2 separate regions of the Homo sapiens genome follow, and region 2 is linked to region 1. A link is a contact called in ENCODE Hi-C data. All regions are on one chromosome and are shown on one strand. The core of a region is the stretch at or near the end of the contact, and the rest is flanking DNA. Distances in the headings are between cores, read along the strand shown.

Region 1 (4,842 bases), core at 1,412-3,911:
GAACGTCAGAACAGCCATTCAGCTGCAGCTAGTCAAACTCAACAGAGTAATGAAGAGGGGAAAAAAAGGAAACCTGAAGGAGGCTTGGTTAATGTATTAGTTTTCTAGGGCTGTCATAATGAAGTAGCACAAACTGGGTGTTTAAAACACCAGAAACTTACTGTCTCCCAGTTTTAGAAGCAAGAAGCCCCCAATCAAGATACTAGCAGGGCCATACTCCCTCTAAAATCTGTAGGGGAAATTCTCCCTTGCTTCTTCCTAGCTTCTGGGGGTTTACCAGCAATCTTTGGCATTCCCCGGCTTGTGGGTACCTCACTCCAATCTTCCATTTTCACATGGTTTTCTCCCTGTGTGTCTTCCTGTTATCTTCCTCTGTGTTTGTCTCTGTGTTTAACTTTCCCCTTTTTACAAAGACACCAGTTATATTGGATTAGGACCCATCCTAATGACCTCATAATAACTGGTTACCTCTATAAAGACCCTATTTCCAAGTAAAGTCACATTCTGAGGTACTGGGGGTTATGGCTTCAAGATACTTTTCTTTGAGAGGGTGCACAATTCAACCCATAACAGTTAAGACAAAGCGTAAGTTTTTGCTTATTGAGAAGGGGTCATGCTTACTGCATTAAGCATAACACTTAAGCTCAGGGATATTTCCTTCCAGTTAAATGTTGAGGAATGACCAACGATGAAAGGAGTCAGCTTGAACTCTGGGATACTGGGATGTGAAGGAAAGAAACTACTCTTGAATGGTCCTCATTGAAGAGACACAAATGTTTGGTTTAACGGCAGGCAGGATGAGTCATATTTCTATTAAGTGAGTTAGCCTGTCTCTGCACCTTAATGCCCAAGCATGGGGGCAATCTAGATACCGTCCTAGCTGCTGTGACCACACAGCCCACCTTACAGAACCAGGCTGCACATGTAAATCACCTAATGGATTCTTTCTGCCTGTTTCAATGATGAAAGGTAAATGAAGAAAGAGTCTGATTAATGCAAGGCAGGTCACATGGTAAACAGAGTTTTAACTCAAATCAGTCTCCCTGAAGGCTTGGAGATGAGAGTTTTTATGGACAATTTGGTGGGCAGGGTGCCAGAGAAGGGGTGCTGCTGATTGGGTGGGGAATGAAGTCATAAGGGTGTGGAAAACGTTTCTCATACACTGAGTCTGCCTCTGGGTGGGGGCCCAGGACCAGTTGGGTCATGAGTCATGAGTCTGGGTAGGGTCAGTTTGAAAAAAATCTCATAAAAAGTTAATCTTAGTTTCTACAATAGTGATGTTTTCTATAGGAGCAATTGGGGAAGCCACAGATCTTGTGACCTCTGGCCATATGACCACTGAGCAGTAAAGGGTTACAGAAACTTTGCCTACATTTTAGCAGAACTCAGGCTCTTCCCAAAATCCTCATCTTGTGGCCTTTCATTAGTCTTACCAAGTCAGTTTCAAAGTCAATTTCAGCCCTCCAACAGTGGCGGGGGTTGGAATGGGGAATAGAGTTAGTTTTAAGGAGGGACTACTATCATCCTTGCTTCAAAGTTAAAGTATAAGCTAAATTCCTCCCTTGGTTAGCTTGGTCTATGCCCAGGAATGAGCAAAGGCAGCTCAGAGGTCAGAAGCAAGATGGAGTCCACTGTGTCAGATTTACTCTCACTGTCATAATTTTGTAAAGGCAGTATCATGTGGAGCTGCTGAGCATCTCAGTGGGGCAGCTGTGCCCTCCTGGGCCCTGTGCCAGGACTCCCCACCACTTCATATTTTAGTCTTTTTCATGGGAATGTATGGGATAGTACATGTGAGAATCTTATGGGGTTATTCTGAGGGTTACCCTATATGCAAATATACAAATATACTAATCTTGTAAAGTGGTTGTAAGAATTCCATGACTTATTTCATGTAAAGCTGAAAGCTGTTAGTATAGCATCTGCCAAATAGAAATGCTCAACATTTGAGGGTAAATTTTTTTAAATATGATCACTATGAAAGTAATCAAACTGGATTGAATTCTTTTAAATCAAATAATATTTTAGTCAAAACATAGGAAAAGTAATCAAAATAAGGGCATTTAAGAATGGCTATACAGAGTAGCCTAAGGGGCCTTATATTTGAAATGTATTCTAATGTTTTAAAACCTATAAACCATTGCATAACTATTTCTTATTACCTGTGCTGTAAATATGAAAACTTGCAAAATCAGTGTAGGAAGATGATTTAAGGAAGCAGTCGTTGATCAATATACACTGAATTTTAAACCCATTAAGCACAGTAGATTTAATGAGGAGGAAAATAGAGCTTCCCATTTAATAGAAAAGTGTGGAAAAGTGGAAGTTTTTCAGAGACAACCATTAAAATAATAATGATTTATTCTTAGCCACAACACTAAATGTATTATCATATCATGCTGTCTGTATTTCAGTTAATTAAAGCTTTATGGATTATGGTTTCTTGTTTATTTCTAGATGTCAAATGTTAAATCTGTATCACTATTTAGAGAAAAATGCAACTTTTTGATATTCAAGCTAGTTCATATATATGTAAAATTCTGACATCACTCCTATAGATTTATTTAAAAATGTCAGTAATACAGGAAATGAGAAATGAAGACAGAAAAAGGAGAGAAGCAAAGACAAATAAAGGGAATGGGCCTGGGGAAATTTTCTCATTTTAAATGCTCTACATTTCCTGCCCCGGGGGAATGTGCTTTTATCTCTGCAGTTCTATGTTTTCTGTAATTTGACTTATCATTTTTTCAGTAGATTATAAAGCATTGTTTCCTTTGTCTACAGTGTTGAGGCTGTTGCCCTTACCCCCACCCTAGGAATTCTGCCCATAAATCACTGCTTACAGTCACTTTCTCAGACTGAGTCTAACTTCCCTTCTATCTATATTTGCCTGACCTTTCTATCAGAGGATGGAAACTTTTCAGTAACAATTTCTTGTGCTCTACAAAGAACCAAGTTGAGATAAAATTTTAACTTCTCAGGGCACAACTTAAAAAAGGGTTCTTTTATCTCTCTAAGTAATTTAAATGCAGCTAGTCAACATATGTGTGCTTGGCAATGGCAGGACTAGTTGGGCTATGTGCTGAGGGATGTCGGAAAGTGATGTTAACATGGAGACCCTTGGTAGTAAAAGTCCATGAAGTCAAACCACTATCCTTTGTCTTTGTGCCTGCTCCTAGAATTCCTGTCTTAACTCTACTTCCCATTATTTTTCCTCATGTTTACTTTAAATTCCAGTCAACACAGCAGACTGCAATTCTTTTTTTTATGCCCTGGTTCATGGCGTTGACTGTTAAAATGAAAACCTAGCATCCTGCTCCTGGAGGCTCCACACAATGCACTTTTCCACCTTTCCAATTTCCTGTGTCTCTCACAATGGGCTTCTTAAGCTTAAACGTATATCCTGTTAGCTTTGAATTTGAAGGGTGCACCTTCAGTTTTGGGCATAGCTAAGGACCAGTGTCTTTGTGAGAGGAGAGATACTTGACAGGGCCAGGAACAGTAGAGCAGAGGACTACATTAGAAAGTAACTAAATCAGTTACACAGTTTTATTTCTGCCTCCCACTAACTCTGTTTTCCTTTTTTTTTTTTTTTTTCTTTTTTTCTTCCTGAGGCAGCTCCTGCCTCTGAGTGAACACTTAGTCAGTCCCTTGACTTTTCTGGTCACTCTTAGTAGCAAAATGTCTTATGAACAAGACATAAAACACAGCCTGGGATAAGTATATATAATGTCCAGTCATATATAATTAATACTCTCAACGACTGTAAGTTGAGGCATCTTGTCTTTCTCTCCAGTTTGGTTCTGTTTCAAGTGGAAAGTCTATGGTTGGGGAAGGGTGGTATGTTTAGCTACCTTTTGAAAATGAGTAGTTCTAGTCTTTCCACTGCCCCATATTCCCACAGAGTTTGAAATTGGGTAAAGGTGAGAAATAATAGAGAATAATGCTTTTACTAGTACATACTTACTTCTGTGAAGGGCGCCAGTGTATTCTGGACTTGGCAGATGTCTAGACTCTGATTCCCATAGTTCCTTTCTAAAGTCTCTTTGGAAATCCCCTCCCTATTTCCTCAGGCATTTGGCTGCGGCTCCAAAATGTTTCTGTTATACTCTTAACCCTACATTCTTTCATAGTTTTCTTCCTTTTATTTACACATTATATAAACGGAATTAGAAAAAAAAATGTTCAACATAAATGATAGGAAAATAACTCAGCTCTTGGGCACAATACAGAAAGTGTCTCAGTACATTTAATTGTCTTGAATTCTTGTTACTGTACCTCTAGGGTCTATGTCCTGCTGCTCACTACCCAGCATGCCAATCATGGAGTCAATGAGTATCACCAGGGAAGAAGGCTTTAATTGGGTGCTGTAGCCAAGGAGAATGAGAGGTCAGTCTCAAATCTGTCTCCCTGAGTGACCAAAACTGGGGTGTTTATATACTGGGGAAAGCAGGAAAACAGGAATTAGGAAGGAGTCAGAAAGCAATCATGATAAATGAGGGGTCTGGCATCTCTTTGGATGTGGTGATCTAGTGAGTTTCAGTCCCTTGCCTGAGCGTTGGTTTCCTGAGGAAGAAACTCAGTTAAGACAAATATAAGTGTCAAGTTTTAATATGGAGGGTCAATTTTTATGTTTATTAAAAACCTGGAAATATTATTTCTATGGGACAATTGGCTGGTTTCATTCTCATAAAAACAGTGTCATTGCCCTAAAGCCTGGACTCAAGTATATGAAGAGTAAACACTGGATCAAAAGTGACCATTAAGATGCTTTTGATTCTATTGCAAGTTAATGTGGATTAAAGCACAGTCAGTCCAGTTAGTTGTGCCACTTAAAGCAGT
Region 2 (4,842 bases), core at 690-3,189, 890 kb after region 1:
GCCAGACTGAGCTCCTTTCTTTCCCAGGCATCTGTGCTAATCCTGGTGGAGTCCTTGTGCTGAAAACCTCAGACTCTGGTCTTTGTTTTCAGAATTCCTATGCAGAGGAAATTCTCTGTTTCTGACTGTGTGTGCACAAGGGCACAGTTTTGTGGATTACAGTGTGTATTTGCAGGGGCAAGGTTTTGCAGTGTATGTATTTGTACCATGGTAAAGCAGTGGATGGAATGTGGAAGGGTTAGGACACATTTTCTTGAGGTCTTTCCAAGTTGCTAAATGTTTTCTGTAAAGCTCAAGAGTACAATCAGGCTTGGATTTCCTCTTCTGACATTCTCAGCTGGTGGCATTTGTACCTCTGGGAGTGCACTGGAGCGACTGGAACTGAATGGTTGGCATAAAAAACTTCTGGGACAATGGGTAAAGAAAGATGCATGATCTGTCTGCCCAGTAGCTGAGAGTTTGGTGTGAAAAGAAAACAAAATCAACTTCCAACTCAGTTTCTTGCCCAGTTACATTCTGCTAGTCAATCAAGTCATCCAATCACAAATGCTTAGGAATTTTAATGTGATTCTGGTGGTTTGGAAATTAAGTACACAGGCCAAACATCAGAAGGCTTGGTGGGATGCTCAGGCCTAGGTAAAAACAAGAATTAAACTAGAAAAACATTAATTGTTATAGTATCTCTTCCTGATGGGTTAGTTTATCTTATATGCCCTGAAAAAGAAAAAATGTTGCATTTGAGTAAGAAAATAAACTGAAGTGCCCATGTGTCTGACAAACATCTATTTTTAGGACATTTTTGAGGTCTTAAAAAAGAATGTTAGTAGCATGGAAAGATTTTTCAAGAACAACATTTAAGTTGACATAATTATATTGGTTTGGTAGACTATTACTTTAGGGTAATGGTTTCCTAATTTGTTAGGACCCAAGCAACACTCATCTGTTTCAACCAAAGTAGCTACCCTTTCGTTTTCTTAGTGCCTTCTGATTTTGAGGTTCTCTGTGTGATTTCATTTGAAGAAAAGTTTCCACTGCAAAAGAACTGGAAGAGCATTGGTTAGGTCATTTCTGAGAATCCTTATAGCTTCTCTAGCTGATATAATGGAATGAAAAGGGAGATAAATTATAGAGAAAACAGTGTGACAGACACTGCTAATTTTCTACCTAAATCCTCCTCCTCCCACTATTCTACCCTGATTTTTCCTTACTTGCTGAACCCCAACTTTGTTCTAATACTGGGAGCTACCATGAGTTCAGGGATGGAGACCATCTTTGACCCAAAAGTGAACCTCTATTGATCTGTATCAATCAGAGTAGTCTTAATTGCTGGCCAGTCATTGTCTCAGGCATGGACGTGTGCTCTAACTCTGAGCTATGTGGAACTAAGATCTCCTCGAAGCATCTGAAGAAGACTTTTCTAGACAGAGAAAATCCTTTCAAGGTAAAATCTGTTTTCTATGCTGGATTTCTGAACTAGGGTTAGCCACATAACTTGCAGGCCCAAGTGAAAACTTAAAATGTGAAGATCCTTATTCAAGAAGCAGAATCAAACATTTTCCTTTTATCAATGATCTCTCCTTCTTGACTTGTCATGGTGGTTTTTATTTGTGCTTTGGGTTTGGGGTACCCTCACAGACACCTAGAGCCTCGTCCTGCAACTCAGCATGTACAGCACACATTATTCTGACCCCGATCCCCTGCACTTATACTCCAACCTCTGCTGGAGGCAGAGGTGGGCAGCAGCTGTTGGGCAGTGGCTGGGAGCAAGTGGCCTAGAACTTGTCTCAGCAAGGAGGTCAGGAAGGACTGCCCATGAGTTGGGGCTCTGAACCCTTGGTACATGCTTCTTTGTTCCATCATACTTCACTTACAAAGCACACATTCTAAATAGAATTACTAAGAATTTCAATACAGTGACCACAGAGCATTAGCACCCAAGCAGGACCTGCTGAACCTGGGGCCCTATAGGAGAGCACTGATGGCCCACCCCTGATTGTGGCCCTGGTCTTCATGTCTGCATCAGCCTCAGCCATCTCAAGACCACAACAGGAACATAGCCAAGTCAGAGAAGGAAGACCAAAAGCACCAGGGCCCTTCATATTATTAAGCTGCTAAATTAACTAATCTTGGAAACTTCTAGACTCTACAATTCTTGTTGTATGAGGTAATAAACCCCTCGTTTTATAGGTCATTTTGGGGGGTTCTTTTATTAATCACAACTAAAGCATTTTAACTGATAGGAAAGACCACATATTGGTGAAAAAGGTCTACAGAGGGACCAGCAGGAGATGGTAAAGCTAAAGGAGTTTTGCTCTAATGTTCAAATCCATGTCACCTGCCCTAGAGAATGCTGTTCCTGCTTTTCCCTAGCCACTGTGCTGGGCATGAGAGGCCCCCTGTCCTCCTTGGGCCCAGAGAACAGAAAATGTCTTCACTTATACTCTACTCCCTCACATTCCTCCACTCTTGGAAGGTTTAACAAGTTCAAGAGAGAAGATATTGGCCAAATACAACACAGAGGCTAAACACAACACCTATGTTGATTGTTTGGTGCATAAGAATTGAGATGATGGAAAGAGGTCACTGTGAGCTTCAGGAATAGCTTGAGGCTAACTGATAAAACAGGTGAGATTTGTTTTGGGCCCTCCTACCTCCCTCATAATATATTCTTCTATCCTTCAGAAATCATCTACTACATAAAATTCTGGTTTCATACTTGGCCATTCCTGCTTAACGGAGCTAACAAAGAAATTTAAGGTACTATCTTACATAAAGGGTTGGCTGCCCAGTGCCTCAATTTCCTTCAAATGTTTGTGATTTCATGATTCTTCACTGCTTTATTCCTGCCCTTCCTACCTAGAAATCCTGGGAGCATGGATTTTGGGGACCTTGAGAAGTTCTAAATTTATAAAAGTCTACTCAAATTTATGGGACTAAAGGAAGACTAATAACGTCCTCTGGAAAAAGTACCTTCAGAGAAAAGTCATATGAAGAAAGGCCCTTGAAGAATGTGGGTTTGGTCACATATGTATAGGGAAGCCTTTGGTCCTAAGAGGCCGGTAGTTTTGCACACGTGAAGCTGTCTCCCTCTGGTTGAGGAATGGAATATGATCCTTAGAAGCATCTTTATCCACATTTTAAAAATGGTTAGGCACTAAGCATGCTTCCCAGATACTTCTAGAGATTAGCACAGGTGTCTATAAATTATGGTTCTTTATTCTTATAGGTTGTACTAGGTTGAAAAATATCCCCACAAAACTTATGTCATCCCATAACCTCAGAGTGTGAGCTTATTTAGAAATAAGTGTAATTAGTTAATATATAGTCATACTGGATTCAGTTGGGCCTTAAATCCAATGGCTGGTGCCCTTATGGGAAGACAGATGAAGACACACAGAAAGGAAGGTCACTTAAAGACAGAGACAGAGATTGAGTTCTGTTGCCACAAGCCAAGGAACACCAAGAGCCACCAGCAGTTGGAAGAGGCAAGAAGGGATCTTCCCTTGAAGTTTCAGAGACAGCATGGCTCTGCCAACATCTTCATTTTGGACTTCTAGCCTCTAGAACTATGAGAGAATACATTTCTGCTATTTTAAACCACCCAGTTTGTGGCAATTTGTTACAGCGGTCCTGGGAATAATACACAGGTGAAAAATAGAAGTAGACCCCTCATGGGGCACATTGACCATCATGGACTAAGAAGGCTTGAGAGCTGGCCACTGACTGGGCCCTCCGTTTCACAAGAGGACATGGAGGAGGTATTTCTTCAACACAATGCCTGCTCACTGTTGTGCATCAGAAGTTGTGTTTACCTTTCCATCTCACATGAGCCCATGAGGTAAGAAATATTGAATTGGATGCTGTCTCAAAGGTCAGCATGCCTGTCTGTCTGTGTGCAATTCACACTCCTCTGGGTTTCTCTCACTCCTACCTTTTCATCAAAAACCTTCTACCAAAGTCTGATCACAAGGTCTTCCTGTTTGAACTGGTGAGTTTTTCTGAGTGGCATCAGACAAAAAGGCTGAAAGCTGTTGGAAGCTTCCTCCATAGTAGATTAGCAGCACATGGGTGAACCAAGCTCATACATTATTCAGAAAGGAAAAATGTGGGCTTTGACTGAACTTTGAAGGAATCAGCAGCTATTCCAGAGGAGAGTGCCCTATTGTTCTGCCTCACAGAACAAAAAGAGCAAGTGGCATTCCTTACAGCATAGCTAATGGAGTACACGCAGACACTATGATGAACTGACCAGTGGACATCTTTCATGAGCTCCGAAATCCTGTGCAGAATGACCTATTGCTGATCAGAGAGAAGATGTTCACACTTTTTTTTTTTAAATTTATGTAGCGTTATAACTCATTGCTATCCAGAGGAGGAGGTTTCTGGAAGATAAAATGCTGCCATCTGTGGAGCATGTATTTATCAACAGTACCAAAGTCCCCTTGGAAGGGTTACCAGGAAGATTAGGTTGACCTTTCAATCACTGTCTGGCAGGTCTTTCCCAAAAACATGGGAAGCATTTCCTGTGTCATGAAGCAAGAAAATAAATTTTTTAAAATTTCAATTTTTAAAAAAATAAAATCCATACTACACATGTTTCTTTGATACCAGAAAAAGATTTTCCAAAATGGGAAGAAGAAACCCTGCCAAAATGTTCAAGTGAAGGCTAATAGGACCTTCAGCCAAGAGCATTTACAAGAATTCTGAATTAATTCCTGGTGAAGTATCTATTTCAAAAAAAACACATAAAATGCTGCTATTATAGTCCTCCCGAAGTCCTACTTTATCATCAATGTATCTGAGTACATCTTGAAGTCATGATTAACTCATTTAAAAGTTCAC

The links. A loop is a pair of places that touch in the nucleus more often than their neighbours do. Pooled maps may share reads with other maps.
Region 2: a map of endothelial cell of umbilical vein shows a loop between it and region 1 (2.4-fold over the local background). The contact joins the promoter of LINC02612 here to the enhancer-like site in region 1. A Hi-C loop is called at or near these places in 3 of 168 maps with a recorded cell type or tissue (MCF 10A, chondrocyte and endothelial cell of umbilical vein) and 1 of 50 pooled maps.

Annotation. Positions count from the first base shown.
Region 1 is chr2:149,731,375-149,736,216 of GRCh38, forward strand. All of the region lies in intron 1 of MMADHC-DT (MMADHC divergent transcript), which reads left to right. Among named protein-coding and RNA genes, the nearest start is that of LINC01931, 130 kb to the right of the region's middle. Within about 2 kb of position 2,662, at least 2 of the 41 ENCODE cell types and tissues checked have a DNase peak (open chromatin) inside an H3K27ac peak, as active enhancers do; they include endothelial cell of umbilical vein, where a contact is called at or near this core.
Region 2 is chr2:150,626,958-150,631,799 of GRCh38, forward strand. LINC02612 (long intergenic non-protein coding RNA 2612) reads left to right here and starts at 1,940. Exons shown (of 4, transcript NR_110247.1): 1 at 1,940-2,164.